Regions from separate parts of the Homo sapiens genome. Here region 1 is linked to region 2. The links are chromatin loops, found by intact Hi-C in ENCODE. Cell type or tissue: K562. All regions are shown on one strand.

Evidence for each region. A loop is a pair of places that touch in the nucleus more often than their neighbours do. Peaks named below come from ENCODE experiments on the same cell type or tissue, not always from the same donor. Only the 100,000 strongest peaks of a DNase experiment are listed, where the experiment ranks them.
Region 1: a loop joins it to region 2, with 4 times the contacts of the local background. A loop is called at or near these places in 1 of 110 quality-filtered maps.

Annotation. Positions count from the first base shown.
Region 1 is chr18:24,290,862-24,298,861 of GRCh38, reverse strand. The region is part of intron 14 of OSBPL1A (oxysterol binding protein like 1A); the gene reads left to right. Among named protein-coding and RNA genes, the nearest start is that of MIR320C2, 27 kb to the left of the region's middle. In K562, no CTCF peak of the experiment used is centred here; no DNase peak of the experiment used is centred here; H3K27me3 peaks cover 496 bases.
Region 2 is chr18:24,356,369-24,364,368 of GRCh38, reverse strand. All of the region lies in intron 4 of OSBPL1A (oxysterol binding protein like 1A), which reads left to right. LOC124904267 (a long non-coding RNA gene) reads right to left here. Exons shown (of 3, transcript XR_007066312.1): 3 at 4,339-4,377. It overlaps LOC124904268 (a long non-coding RNA gene), which reads right to left and starts at 4,293. Exons shown (of 3, transcript XR_007066314.1): 1 at 4,258-4,293; 2 at 3,446-3,520. In K562, a CTCF peak has its summit at 4,458 (motif pointing left); a DNase peak (open chromatin) is centred at 4,440; H3K27me3 peaks cover 708 bases.

The sequences.
Region 1 (8,000 bases), 66 kb after region 2:
AGACAGCAACATGGTAATAGTGCGAACTTCAGTATTCCTCCACTGACAGCACTAGGCAGATCAAGACAGAAAGTCAACAAAGAAACAATGGCCTTAAACTACACTGTGGAACAATGGACTGAACAGATATTTAAAGAACATTCTGTTACAGGAAAGGGGTCCCAATCCAGACCCTAAGAGAGGGTTCTTGGATCTCATGCAAGAAAGATTTCAGGGCGGCCAGGCGCGGTGGCTCATGCCTGTAATCCCAGCACTTTGGGAGGCCGAGGTGGGTGGAACACGAGGTCCGGAGATCGAGACCATCCTGGCTAACACGGTGAAACCCCGTCTCTACTAAAAAGACAAAAAATTAGCCGGGCGTGGTGGCACACGCCTATAGTCCCAGCTACTGGGGGGCTGAGGCAGGAGAATCGCTTGAACCCGGGGGGTAGAGGTTGCAGTGAGCCAAGATCGCACCACTGCACTCCAGCCTGGGTGACAGAGCAAGAAAGAACTCAGGGCAAGTCCACAGTGCAAAATGAAAACAAGTTTATTAAGAAAGTAAAGGAATAAAAGAACAGCTACTCCATAGACAGAGCAGCCCTGAGGGCTGCTGGTTGCCCATTTTTATGGTTATTTCTTCATGATATGCTAAACAAGGGGTGGATTATTCATGCCTCCCCTTTTTAGACCATATAGGGTAACTTCCTAATGTTGCCATGATATGTGTAAACTGTCATGGCACTGTTGGGAGTGTAGCAGTGAGGATGACCAGAGGTCACTCTAGTCACCAGTTTGGTTTTGGTGGGTTTTGGCCGGCTCCTTTACTGCAACCTGTTTTATCAGCAAGGTCTTTATGACCTGTATTTTGTGCTGACCTCCTATCTTATCCTGTGATTTAGAATGCCTTAACCATCTGGGAATGCAGCCCAGTAGGTTTCAGCCTCATTTTACCCAGCTCCTGTTTAAGATGGAGTTGCTCTGGTTCACACATCTCTGACAACTCTACCCAACAACTGCAGAATATACATTCTTCTCATTAGCACGTGGAACTTCTCCAAGATAGAACACATGATAGGCTGTAAAATAAGTCTCAATAAATTTAAGAAAATTGAAGTAATATCAAATATCTTCTCAGACCACAGGGGAATAAAACTAGAAATCAACTCCAAAAGGAATGCTCAGAACTATACAATTACATGGAAATTAAATAATATGTTTATGAATGATTTTTGAGTTAACAAATCAAGATGGAAATTAAAAACTTCTTTGAAATGAATGATAGTAGTGACACAAGTTATCAAAACCTCTGGGATAGAGCAAAAGCAGTGCTAAGAGGAAAGTTCGTAGCGTTTAATGCCTGCATTAAAAAGTCGGAAAGAGCACAAATTGACAAGCTAGTGTCACAAAAAATACAAAAGATAAATGAAACAAAAAACTGGTTCTTTGAAAACATAAACAAAATTGATAGACCATTAGTGAGATTACTGAAGAAAAGATGAGAGAAGATCCAAATAAGCTTAATTCGAAATTAAACAGGAGACATTACAACCAAAACCATAGAAATACAAAAGATCATTTGAAACTATTATGAAAACCTTTACATGCACAAACTAAAAAATTAAGAGGAAATAGATAAATTCTTGGAAACACAATCCTCCCAGATTAAGCCAGGAAAAAACAGAAACCCTGAGCAGACCAGTAATAAGCAGTTAGATTGAATCAGTAATTTAAAAATTGCCAACAAAAAAAGCCCATGACCAGATGTATTCACAGCTGAATTCTACTGGAATTCAAAGAATTGGTAACAATCCTACTGAAACTATTCCAAAAGAAAGAGAAAGAAGGAATCCTCCCTAAATCATTTTATGAAGCCAGTATCACCCTAATACCAAAACCAGAGAAGGACACAACGAACAAGGAAAACTACAGACCAATATCCCTGATGAACATAGGTGCAAAAATCCTCAAAAAAATACTAGCTAATTGAATCCAACAGCATATCAGAAAGATAATACACCATGATCAGGTGGGTTTTGTTCCAGGGATGCAGGGATGCTTTAATATATGCAAGTCAATAAATATGATATATCACAAACAATTAAAAGTAAAAACCATGTGATCATCTCAGTAGATGCAGAAAAAGCATTTGATAAAATCCAGCATCCCTTTATGTTAAAAACTCTTAATAAACTAGGCATAGAAGGGACTTACCTCAAAATAATAAAAGCCATATATGACAAACCCATAGCCAACATCATACTGAATAGGGAAAAATTGAAAGCATTCCCTCTAAGAACTGAAATAAGAAAAGGATGCCCACTTTTACCACTTCCTATTCAACGTAGTACTGGAAGTCCTAGCCAGAGCAGTCAGTTAAGAGAAAGAAATAAAGGGCATCTATGTGGAAAAGAGGAAGTCAAACTAGTGTTGTTTGCCAGTGATATGATCACGCACCTAGAAAATCCTAAAGACTCATCCAAAAGACTCCTAGATCTCATAAACAAATTCAATAAAGTCTCAGGTTACAAAATCAATGTATACAAATCAGTAGCACAGCTGTACAGCAACAGCGACCAAGCTGAGAATCAAATCAAGAAGTCAATCCCTTTTACAACAGTTGCAAAAAAATAAAATATGTAGGAATGTGCTTAGCCAAGGAGGTGAAAGCTCTCTACAAGGAAAACTACAAAACACTGCTGAAAGAAATCATAGATGACACAAATAAATGGAAACATATCTCATGCTCATGGATGGGAAGAATCAATATTGTGAAAATGACCATACTGCCCAAAGCAATTTACAGATGCAATGCAATTCCCATCAAAATACCATCACAATTTTTCACAGAACTAGAAAAAAAATCTTAAAACTCATATGGAATCCCATAAGAACCTGAATAGCCAAAGTAATACTAAGAAAAAAGAACAAATCTGGAGGTATCACATTATTGGACTTTAAATTATACTGCAGAGCTCTAGTTACCAAAAACATCATGGTTACTGTTATGGAGAAAAAAAAAAAGGCTCTTAGACCAGTGAAACAGAATAGAGAACCCAGAAATAAAACCAAATATTATACAGCCAACTGATCTTTGACAAAGCATACAAAAACATAAATTGGGGAAAGGACGGCCTATTCAATTTATATATTTGAAAAAAACATAAATTGGGGAAAGGACAGCCTATTCAGTTTATATAGCTTTTCCCCAAAATAGGCTATCCTTTCCCCAGTCTATGTGCTGGGATAATTGGCAAGCCACATGTATAAGAATGAAACTGGATCCCCATCTCTGCCTTATATAAAAATCAACTCAAGATGGATCAAAGACTTAATTCTAAGACCAGAAAGCCTAACAATTCTAGAAGATAATATTGGAAAAACTCTTCTGGACATTGGCCTAGGCAAAAATTCATGACTAAGACCCCAACAGCAAGTACAACAAAAATAAATAAATGGAACCTAATTAAACTAAAAAGCTTCTGCACAGAAAAAGAAATAATCAGCAGAATAAATAGACAACCAGAGAATGGGAGAAAATATGCAAACTATGCATCCAACAAAGGACTAGTATCTGAAATCTGCAAGGCACTCAAACAAATCAGCAAGAAAAATACAAATAATCCCATCAAAAAGTGGGCAAAAGACATGAATAGATGTTTCTCAAAAGAAGATATACAGTTGACCAACAAACATATAAAAAAATGCTCAACAGCACTAATCATCATGGAAATGGAAATCCAAACCACAAGGAGATACCATCTTACTCCTACAAGAATGGCCATAATGAAAAAGTCAGAAAACAATAGATGTTGGTGTGGATGTGGTGAAAAGGGAACACTTTCACACTGCTGGTGGGAATGTAAATTAGTACAACCTCTATGGAGAACAGTATGGAGATTCCCTAAAGAACTAAAAGTAGATCTACTATTTGATCCAACAGTCCCACTACTGGTATCTACCCAAAGGAAAAGAAGTCATTATATGAAAAAGACACATGCACATCCATGTTCACAGCAGCACAATTCACAATTGCAAAAGATGTGGGACCAACCTAAGTGCCCATCAACCAATGAATGGATAAATAACGTGGTATTTATACAACATGGAATACTACTCAGCCACAAAAAGGAATGAAATAATGTCTTCTGCAGCAACTTGGATGGAGCTGGAGGCCATTATTCTAAGTGAATGGAATACTTAGAAACTCAGGAATGGAAAAACCAAAAACCATTTGTTCTCATTTATAAGTGGGAGCTAAGCTTTGAGGATGCAGAGACTTAGAGTGATATGGTCTTTATGGACTGGGAAGGAAAGAGTCTGGGGGAGAAATTAAAATCTACATATTGGACCGGGCACAGTGGCTCACGCCTGTAATCCCAGCACTTTGGGAGGCTGAGTCGGGCGGATCACCTGAGGTCAGGAGTTCGAGACCAGCCTGGCCAACATGGTGAAACCTCGTCTCTACTAAAAAAATACAAAAATTAGCTGGGCCTGGTGGCGGGTACCTGTAATCCCCGCTACTCAGGAGGCTGAGACAGAAGAATCGCTTGAACCCAGGAGGAGGAGGTTGCAGTGAGCCGAGATCGCGCCACTGCACTCCAGCCTGGGCAACAGAGCAAGACTCCATCTCAATAACAACACCACCACCAAAAAAAAAAACAACCACATATTGGATGTAGTGTACACTGCTCAGGTGATGGGTGCACTAAAATCTTAGACTTCTTCACTAAGGAACTTATGCATGTAACCAAACACCACCTATTCCCCCAAAACTATTGAAATATAAAAGCAAAATAGTCGAACTCAAGAAAATAAAACTGAAAAAAAAAATCTGAGAGGAAAAGCACTTCTATTTAGCCTACTTAAAACTGTTTCCTCAAAATCTGGGCTTTGAGTAAACAAACTTACCACTTTCTCTGTTGCCACCTGGTCCAAGCCACCATTGCCTCCCACGTGGACATCTGAAAACCTACTTGCTGTCCCCAGATTTCACCCTTCCCCCTACAGCTTCTGCCCCAAATCCTCCCAAAATGTCAGTGGATTGAGGTCCTTTGCTGGAAACATCCAGTGGCTTCCAGATCTTCTCACTTGGAGTGAGAGACAGAGTCATTCTAATGACCTGCAGAGCCTTCCAGCCCCTTCCACCCCTCAGCCCCCCACCTCCCAGTTCCCTTTCTGGCTCCTCTCCAGCCTCATTGGCCTGGCCTACGCCTGCCAGTGGCCTTTCGTGTGCTGTTCCCTCTTCTGGAAGGCTTTTCTCCTGAGTGGCGTAGTCACTCCCTTCCTTCCCTAGGTCTTTCTTCAAAAGGTGCCTGCACACAGAGGATTTTCCTGGCCTCCTGCGCTGGTTTGCTCCTCCTCGTCTGCTCTGCCCTGCTTTGTGTACTGCAGCCTCAGCCCTGGGGCTTCTTGGCCCTCGGACTTGTGATTGGATTCAGCAAATGGGAGGCTCTGTCGGGAGACCTGCGGAGGGACGGGAGAGGAAGTCGTTTCAGGGCTTTACCTTCATTCTCTCCAGCCGGACTGTGGTTCCGCAGTGCTGCCGGGTTCCTCTGCCTGGCCACTGGCCTGATCTAGACTCCAGCTCTTGCTGGGCTTAGCAATACTGTCCTCTCCCCTTTCCCCCTCTGTGCCAGGATGGTAACTGTGTCCCGCACGCCAGTCTCTGTTACTTCAACCCTCCTCACCTTTGTGAGCAATCTCTTTTTCAAATTCTTCTCAGTTAACGTTTTAATTTTTTCTTTTCTTTTCTTTTTTTTTTTTTTTTTTTTTTTTGAGACGGGAGTCCCTCTCTGTCGCCTGGGCTAGAGGCAGTGGTGCGATCTTGGCTCACTGCAACCTCCGCCCCCAGGTTCAAGCGATACTCCTGCCTCAGCCTCCTGAGTAGCTGGGACCACAGGCGCGAGCCACCACACCCGGCTAATTTTTATATTTTTAGTAGAGACGGAGTTTCTCCCTTTTGGGCAGGCTGGCCTTGAACTCCTGACCTCAAGTGATCCACCCACTTCAGCCTCCCAAAGTGCTGGGATTACAGGCGTGAGCCACTGTGCCCAGACCTCAGTTACCTTTGAGCAGGCCAGCTCTTCCCTGCTGAGACCCTTAGCTGGTACCTCATCCTCTGTGAAGTTCACCTCCCCTCAGCACTTGTTACCCCTCTACCTTACTGCAGTTTCTCTTTTGTTACTTATCAGACTTCCTATGAGTGTGTGTAGTTGATTGTCTGCCTTTCCCACCGTGGTATAAACTTCAGGGCAGGGATTTTTACCTGTTTGCCGATTATCTTTGGTACCTCAACAGAACTTGGCATGTGATGGGGGTCTCTCTCTCCTCTCTCTCGCCGTCTCTCTTTCTCTCTGTGTGTGATGAATGAGTGAGTGAAATGAATGACCTACTTATCTAGCTTAAATTTATACCTTATATCTCTCAAACTCAGGGAGAAACAATAAATTTCTGTCAAGTTAGTAAATTTAACGAGTGTACAAGTCAAAGAGACCTTTTAGAGACATGAAATAGGGAAGAAACCATCAGAACTGTGGCATATTTTGCATTCTTTTGCCAAGAGGGTTTCCACAGTTAATGCCACTGATTTTTATATCCTACTCCTCTCCCCTGAATTCTGTTTTATTTTCTGAGGCAAATCTTTGAGTAATTCTTTCATTGGGGGTCTGTGAGTAGAAGAATTTCTACCTTATCTAAATCTTTATTTCACCCTCACTGGGTTATAGTTATCTTCCACTAGCATTTTGAAGATGCAATTGCAATTTATTCTGACTTCTGATATTTTCTTTTTTCTTTTTGAGACAGAGTTTTGCTGTTGCTCAGGCTGGAGTACAGTGGCGCAATCTTGGCTCACTGCAACCTCTGCCTCCCAGGTTCAAGTGATTCTCCTGCCTCAGCCTCCTGAGTAGCTGGGATTACAGGTGCACCTGCCACCATGCCTGGCTAATTTTTTAAATTTTATTTTAATTTATTTTAATTTTTTATTTTTTAGTAGAGACAGGGTTTCACCACATTGGCCAGGCTGGTCTCGAACTCCTGACCTCAGGTGATCCACCTGCCTCAGTCTCCCAAAGTGCTGGAATTACAGGCAATCTCTCGTTTTTTTTTTTCCCTGTCCCCCAAGTCCCCTTTTGTTACTGCAAAGATTTTTCACTTTGTTTTTGGTATTCTGCAGTTTTATTCTGTCTCTGGGTTTGGATTTTGTTGTTCTATAGCTTGCTTGAAACTCTGTTCTTTAATTCAAGGACTCATTTATTATCTTTCTTTAAGTTAGAAAAGTTCTTAGCTATTATCTCTTCCAATTTTACTTCATCATTCTTTATATTCTCTCCTGCCAGAACTCTTAATAGACATATGTTGAGCCTTCTCGTTCTATCCTCCTACCTCATTTCTTATTCCATTTCTTTCTGTTGCATTCTGAGTACTTTTCTTAGTTCTATTTTCTAGCTTTAGTTTCTTTCTCAATTTAGTCAGTTTTTCTGCTTAATCTTTTGACTTTCTACTTTCTAATCTTAGTGACTGTATTTTATAATTCTAGAAATTTTAGTTGGTGGTTTTAAAAATTTGTTATTTTTCCCCATAGTGACATGTTCTTTTATATTACATGCATTTCTAATTTTATCTCTAATAACTTCAGACATATGAATTTAAAGCATTTTTTTCAGAATGTTTTTATACCTCAAGTTGTTGCACAGCTAAGTCTTTTGTTTCTTCTGCTGAATGTCCATCACAATGGATTGTAACTTTATGGACAGCTCATCTTCAGTAGAGCTTGTGGGTTTTTTTGTTTGTTGTGTTTTATTTTGTTTTTGTTTTTCCTGCTTCTTGGGTTTGGAGGTGTCCATATAGAGTAGTTTTGTGTGTGTCGCTGTTGAGGCTGTAAAGGTTTCTCTGCTTCTGGGCTACTAGTTTTAAATTTGGATTTCATATCTAGGCATGCTACAAGCTAGGGGCTTCAGTTTCTCAGGTTTCCCACCCAGAGCTTAGGCAAGAAAGTGTCCTTCTTCCCTGCATCCCTG
Region 2 (8,000 bases):
GCTCTGCCCTGGATCTATGTGTAGGCTGGAGAGTGCTTTCAGAGTCCAGGCATTTCTCGCTTCTTCCTCTGCTCTGACTTTTGCAAGGCCCCCTCTCCTTTCTCCTGCAAATGTGTGGAGTTTCCCAGCAGCCTGGGGTACCTGGGAAGCTCACCTACTCCTACTCCAGTTCTTTTGTTTTCAGGGTTGTCTCATTAAGTTTTAGGCTGTTTTGCCATTTGCCTGTGTGGTAGGCAGAATCATGGCCCTCCAAAGACATCCACATCCTAATCCCCCAAAACTTGTAAATATGTTAGATTACACAGCAAGGGGAAGTTAAAGTTGCAGATGGAGTTGAGATTGCTCATCAGCTAACCTTAAGGTAGGAAAATTATTTTGGATTATCTCGGTGGGCCCATTGTAATCACAGGTGTCCTTAGAAGTGTAAGAGAGGCTGGACACAGTGGCTCACGCCTGTAATCTCAGCACTTTGGGAGGCCAAGGTGGAAGGATCACTTGAGCACGGGAGTTTGAGACCAGCCTGGGCAACATAGGGAGAATCCCATCTCTAAAAAAAAAAAATTGCCTGGTGTGGTGGTGTGCATCTGTAGTCCCAACTGCTCGGGAGGCTGAGGTTGGAGGATCACTTGAGCCGGGGAGGTCGAGGCTGAAGTGAGCCATGATTTCACCACTGCACTCTAGCCTGGGTGACACAGGGAGACCCTATAAGAAAGAAAGAAAGATAGAAAGGAAGGAAGGAAGGGAAAAGAAAAGAAATAGCTGGATGTGGTGGCATACTCCTGTAATCCCAGCTACTCGGGAGGCTGAGGCAGGAGAATCACTTGAACCCAGCAGGCAGAGGTTGCAGTGAGCCAAGATTGTGCCACTGTATTCCAGCCTGGACAACACAGCGAGATTCTATCTCAAAAAAAAAAAAAAAAAGGAAAAAAAGAAAAAGAAAGAAGTGTAATAAGAGGGAAATGTGCTTATGAGAGATTCGTCAGAGAGATACGGTGTTTCTGCCTTAGAAACTGCAGGAAAGGGGGCTGTGAGCCAAGGAAGGTGGACAGTCTCTAGCAACGGGAAAAGCAAGGAAATGAATTCTCCCCTAGAGCCCTTGCAACACCTTGATTTTTCCCAACAAGACCTATTCTGGACTTCTCAAATACAGAACTGTGAGGTAACACATTTCTTTCTGTTGTTTTAAGCCACCGAGTTTGTGGTCATTTGTTATAGCAGCGGTAGAAAGCTAGACACTCTAATAGAAAAAGCAGCCTCATGCTAGCAAGCATGTAGGTGTTCTCATTTGTTTTCTGCTGTATTTGCTACTTTTACTGGGTTTTTGCCTTTTGTTTTAAATCAAGTCATTTCCCTCTGGCAGCAAAACTGCTGGGTTTCACTGCCAGGCCTGCCCTGGTCAGACTTGTTTGGGGAGGTGGGGAGGACTAATAGCCTGTGGCTAGAAAGCTAAAGACTCCCAGTGTTCTTCCTCCAAGTTCCTGCCATTCCTCTGGAGTAACTGCCTCTCAGTTTGTTTCTTTAATGGATATCCAGCACCACAAAATGGTTAGTTTTGACAATTTTGTCCAGCTTTATGCTCATTTTTTCAGGATAACAGTTGTCTTATCCTTTCATAGCTAAAAGTTGCTTTACCCCATATTAATGTTTTTTTGATTATTTAAATGATATGCAAAATTAACTATGACATAGAGTGTATTTCTTGTATATTCTAGTTGTTGACCATAGTCCAACATGATACCTAAAGGTTATTTCGTAAGCACGTGATTGGAAGCTTTATGTGAATTTATCATGAGTTAAAGAACAAATTTATTATTATATTGTTTCACACTTTTCATTATTCTAATGACTAGATTTAACTAACTTTTAATACGTTACCATGAGTCAATTCTGTATGTGCTAAGCATGTTTGAATTAGTACATTTTATACCACTCTTGTCTATTTGTTCATAAATTGATACTTGTGAACCAGATATGGAGTCTTAACTCAAGCTGAGAAAAAAGAACCTTTTATAATAAACAATAAAGGTTGTGGTTAATTTCTATGCTTGACTTTGTGGGGTTTCAAATATGAGCTGCAGATGGCTCGATTTGCCTGACTACGTGAACTACTTGCTGTTTTTTTTTATGGTCTTGCTCATTCTTTTCTATATACCTAAGAAAATTCTATTGTCATCTATTTCTACATGGCCCAGATCTACCCATTCAAAGTGCTACTCAAATGTAATATCCATAAATTCTTTCCTAACATCTTGCAGCTGGAAGGAAACTATACTCTTCCAGGATTCCTGGGCACAGTACAGCACTTTCATTCGTCTTCTACCTTGTATTAGTGTTATTTTTGTCTATGTCTTTTTTTTTTTTTTTTTTTTTTTGAGATGGAGTCTCCCATTGTCACCCAGGCTGGAGTGCAGTGGCACGATCTCACTTCACTGCAATCTCCGCCTCTCGGGTTCAAGTGATTCTCCTGCCTCAGCCTCCTGAGTAGCTGGAATTACAGGCATGTGCCACCATAGTGTGTATTTTTAGTAGAGACAGGGTTTCACCATGTTGGTTGGCCAGGCTGGTCTCAAACTCCTGACCTCAAGTGCTCTCAATCCCAAAGTGCTGGGGTTATAGGAGGGAGCCACTGCACCCAGTCTGTAGTCTGTGTCTTAACTCTGCTACTAAGTTGCATTAATCTTGCTAGCAAGGAATTATCATGTCTTGTTTTTTGTGTCCCCATGAGCACAAGGTAAGTTTTACCTCCCATCTCTGTAATCACCTAGATCAAATAAGTTCATTTATCTATGTTCAGCTCTTTACATATTTGGCCATTTCTGCTATTTTCTTGAACTTTGAACGTGAGACCATGCTAAATTGAGCCTTAGTTTGACATGAGCATCAGCATATATACAGTAAGTCCTCACTTAATGTCAATGATAGATTTTTGGAAACTAACTTTTGGATAAACGATGTATAAGGAAACCAACTTCACCATAGGCCAATGCATATAAACAAGAGTTAAGTTCCTACAGAATAATTATAGTCACAAAAAAACATCACTGCCAGGCATAGTGGCACATGTCTGTAATGCCAGCACTTTGGGGCGCTGAGGCAGGTGGACTGCTTGAGCCCAGGAGTTCAAGACCAGCTTGGGCAACATAGGGAGACCTCACTTCTACAAAATCAAAAATTAGCCAGATGTGGTAGCATGCATCTGTAGTCCCAGCTACTCGGGAGGCTGAAATGGGAGGATCACTTGAGCCCAGGAAGTTGAGGCTGCAGTGAGCCGCAGTTGTGCCACCACACTCCAGCCTGGGCAGCTGAGTGAGACTCTGTGCCAAAAAAGAAAAGAAAATTACCACACTTCTAAATGAAGAGCAAACACTTCTGATATTAAACATTGAAATAAATGTGAGCTATTCATACATTTAGAAACATTAGTAAAAACAAGATAATTATTTACCCATTTATTCCAGTTCAGGTGTGAGGGTGGCTGGAACCTATCCCGGCAGCTCAGGGAGCACAGGGGGATCCAGGCCTGGAGAGGATGCATCTTGTCACAGGGCCACTCACATACACACCCACACTCACACTGGGACAGTTCAGACATGCCTGTTCACTTGCTATGCACATCTTTAGGAGGTGAGAAGAAAACAGAGTACCTGAGATACCCACGCAGACACAAGGACATGTGAACTCCAACAGACATTGGCCCCCTCCAAGAATCGATTTTTTTTTCTTGTGAACATTGCAATGAAATGATGTTGAATGAAATGGTGTTGTTTGAAGATCTGCTGTATTTTGTTATCTGTTGTCTTAGAAAATAACATTTAGCTGAAGTTACATGATTGTGTTATGTAGGAAACATTAAAATTAAAAAATGTATGTGCTCAATATCTAAGCATGACTGAATTGTGCAAAGAGTTTGGTTTCTAATTCTCATGAAAAGAATCAAGTTATCTCATTCCTATGTGATCATTTACCATGAAGATAATTTTAAAATATCTTATGATCCTGTGATTCAGTAAGTAGAATGTTGAGTTGAAAAGGGATTTGGCTTATTATAAAGCACTTTAAACTCTTATCCTCTGGAATATTTAAAAAATGCAGCTCCCCAGCTTGGCACGGTGGCTCATGCCTGTAATCCCAGCACTATGGGAGGCCAAGGCGGGTGGATCACCTGAGGTCAGGACTTCAAGACCAGCCTGGCCAACATGGTGAAACCCTGTCTCTACTAAAAATACAAAAAAATTAGCTGGGCCTGGTGTCGGGTACCTGTAATCCCAGCTACTTCAGGAGGCTGAGGCAGGAGAATCACTTGAACCTGGGAGGCGGAGGTTGCAGTGAGCCGAGATCGCGCCATCGCACTCCAGCCTGGGTGACCACAGCGAAACTCTGTCTCAAACAAAAACAGAACAAACAAAAAAATCATGCAGTTCCCCAGCTCTTGAGGCACCTTTGGGCTTTTCTTGGTACATTAGTGCCCCCTAGTGTTCTTTGGTAAAAATCAGAATACCAGAATTTTAAAATACTGTGTTTAGTATTTGTTCCTTACTTTACTTTCAGATGCAGTTATAAAGTTTTTATGCCTTTTATAATCAATTTAAAATAGGAATATGGTATGTATAATGAATATTTGGATTGTTGCACTGACCTTTTAGCAGAATTGAGAATACTTTTATTTTTTTTTAATTTTTATTTATTTATTTAGATACAGGATCTCACTCTTTCACCCATGCTGGAGTGCAGTGGGGCCCTCATAGCTCACTGCAGCCTTGAACGTCTGGGCACAACAGATCCTTCCACCTAGAACTATACGCGTGCGCCACTGTACCTGGCTAATTTTTAAAAATCTTTTGTAGAGACAGGGTTTCACCGTGTTGCCCAGGCTGGTCTTGAACCTTAAGCGGTCTTCCTACCCCAGCCTCCCAAAGTTCTCGGATCACAGGCATGAGCCACCACGCCCAGCTGAGAATGCTTGTAAAACACATGCTTCCAGAGCCGGGTGTAGTGGCTCACACCTATAATCCCAGCTACACAGGAGGCGAAGGCAGGAGGATCGCTTGAAGTCAGGAGTTAGAGGCCAACCTGGGCAACATAACAAGACCCCCTCTTCCCGCCCCCCACCATATCTCTCTCTTTCTCTCTCTGTCTCTGTCTCTTTCTCTATAGACAGGGTCTCGCTCTGTCGCCAAGGCTGGAGTACAGTGGTGCAATCTCAGCTCACTGCAACCTCCACATCCAGAGCTCAAGTGATCCTCCCACCCTAGCCTCCCCAGGAATTAGGACCACAGGCATGTGCCACTGTACCTGGCTAATTTTCTGTATTTTTTGTAGGGACAGGGTTTTGCCATGTTGCCCAGGCTGGTCTGAAACTCCTGGGCTCAAGTGATCTGCCTGCCTTAGCCTCCCAAAGTGCTGGGGTTATAGGCATGAGCCACCGTGCCCAGCCAAGACCCCATCTCTAAAAAACTCAAAGCTGGATGTATGGCATGTGCTTGTAGTCCCAGCTACTCTGGTGGCTGAGGCAGGAGGATCGCTTGAGCCCCAGGAGTTTGAGGCTACAGTGAGTGAGCTATGATGGCACCACCGCACTCCAGCTTGGATGACAGAGCAAGACCCTGTCTCTAAAATAGTAAATAAACAAATACAATAAATGCTTCCTATGTTCTGTGTCTCAGAAATTCTCTCTATCTCACCTAACATACAGAATATATGTATAATCCTGGGCTTTAGGATTTCCTAGGAGACCATTTCTCATGTTTATGTATTGAAGGCCTACTGTGTTTCAGGCGATGCCCAGACAACTTGACACGTATCGTTTCATTTGATGGAGAATGACTGCCTTGAAATATATACATATAATTTGTTCTAGATCTGTTCTCAGGGAAGCTGAGATGGAGATGAGTGGGCAGCAGGTTTATGGAGTGCTCGTGGCATCACACCTGTGCACGAGGGTGGGGAAGAAGTGGACAGGAGTGGACAAGTCAAGTAGTGCTGCCGGCTCAAGCGATGCCTCAGCCTTTCTGCTGTGTGCGAAGCTTTGCAGAGGAGATGATGCTTCAAAGTTGTCCCTGTTGGGGATGAGCAGCCAGGCCTTTATACACTGGGACAGTCAGTCATGGATACGTGGATACTCTGGAAACCCTCATCCCTGGAGGTCTGAGCCCCTGGATACCATGCCCTTCTTAGGCTGGAGTTGCTGCCCTTGTCCATTTACCATAAAAATTGGACAAGAGAATACCAGGACACACCTGAGTTTCTCATCGTATGCTAAACCTGTTCTTCCACGTACATCCCCAATGTGTACAGCCCTACTTTTTTCTGCTGATCAAGTTCAATTACTTCTGCTAAGATGGTGACTATTCTTGCCTGCTGGTCCTTGGATGCAAGGACCCCAATGTTCAGGCAGCCTTTGGTGCCTTCTAGCATACGAATCAGAGCATTATCTTTAGGTGTGGAATAAGCTGCCCCAAAACCTGTTGAAGCCAACCAGGCACTGTGCTCCCTTCTGTTATGGGAAGTGCAAGATGCAGTAATTTATTCTTCTGAGGAAGTGTCTTGTCATTGCCCAGACCAGTGAACTTCTAAAAATTTACTGACATGGAAAAGCTCCTGAATTCTTCCTAAGTTTTACCTCCCACCCACTGGATCAGATATGTCTTACCAAGGCTTTGAACATCCTAGCCTCGTGGAGAAGAAGCCTCTTCTCCTGGTTCTGTTAGCATGATGTTATGAAAGGAAATTAAATTTTGGGACCCCAAACTCATTTTGCCAAAGGGAAAAATCAAGCTGAGAACTGGGTCATGCAAACCTGCCTCCCCCTTTTGGTTCCTAAATAAGGTGGCTACAAGAGGAAAAGCTACATGCCTCCCCCATATTTTGCTCACAAGGAAATTCCTAGTGAGCAATGCAAAGTGATAGCTTATCTTTACAGGTGCAGTCACCCAGGCCCACCACACGCAAATGCATATCTAATTGTTCCCCTGCCCCATTTTGTCTGTGTTATGTAGAATGCAGATTCCCTACGTTTTTCTTCTGCCCCGTTTATGTCATCTTATGTAAAAACATGCAGATTCATGGAGCCAGACAAAGGCATGACTATCTTTTCCCACCCACCCCCTTACCTGAAAATTGTGTACTTCTCAATATCCTGCCCTTTCCCCTTTAAATTTGAAGCCCTCAAAAATCATCTTCAGAGAAAGATGTCTGTCTCCTGGGTGCGTGTCCTTAACTTTGGCAAATAAATCTAAAATGATTGAGACTTGTCTCATCATTTTTCTTGATTGACAATGTTATTGATAAAGTGGACCAGTGTGATTTGCTGCCAGATTCCCAGATGGCATGAGGCGGAAGCTGTACATGTATACTCTTGTCCATGTGAATCCAAACTGTCTTTGATTTTTTTTCCTAATAGGGATAGAAAAGGTACATTTGCCCTATCGGTTGCTGCTTACCATGTACCTGAGGTGGCAGAGTGGCTATAATTGGGGTCACTATTTGGTTGAGTTTCTGGAAGTTCAGTGTCATCCTCCACATTCCATCTGGGTTTTATAGTGGCAGATGAGTGAATTCAATGGAAATATGATAGGGACCATGGCCCCTGCATTCTCTTAGGTTTTTAAGGGTGGCACTGATTTCTGCCATCCCTTCCCATATGGGATATTGGTTTTGATATGTCTTGGCCATGGCTGGGGGTGAGTAGCCACTTCCATTTGGCTCCTATACAATAGACCAAGATGGCAATGTGAGGGTTGTACCAACAACTAAGTGTGTCTATTCCAATTTCATATTCAGGGACTAGGAGAATGACCACTAGGTGTATTTCTGGACCCAACCAGCACCCGCACCGTGAGCCAGACCTCAGCCAGGGCGCCATTTATCATCTCACTCCCATGCATGCCCCCTTTCTAACACAGGGGCCTCATGACATTTTGGATCTCTTGGTGTCAGTGCCAGTTTGGACCTTAGATCTAACAGCTTGTGAGATGTCTTGGTGATCCGCTTTCTCCACTGTA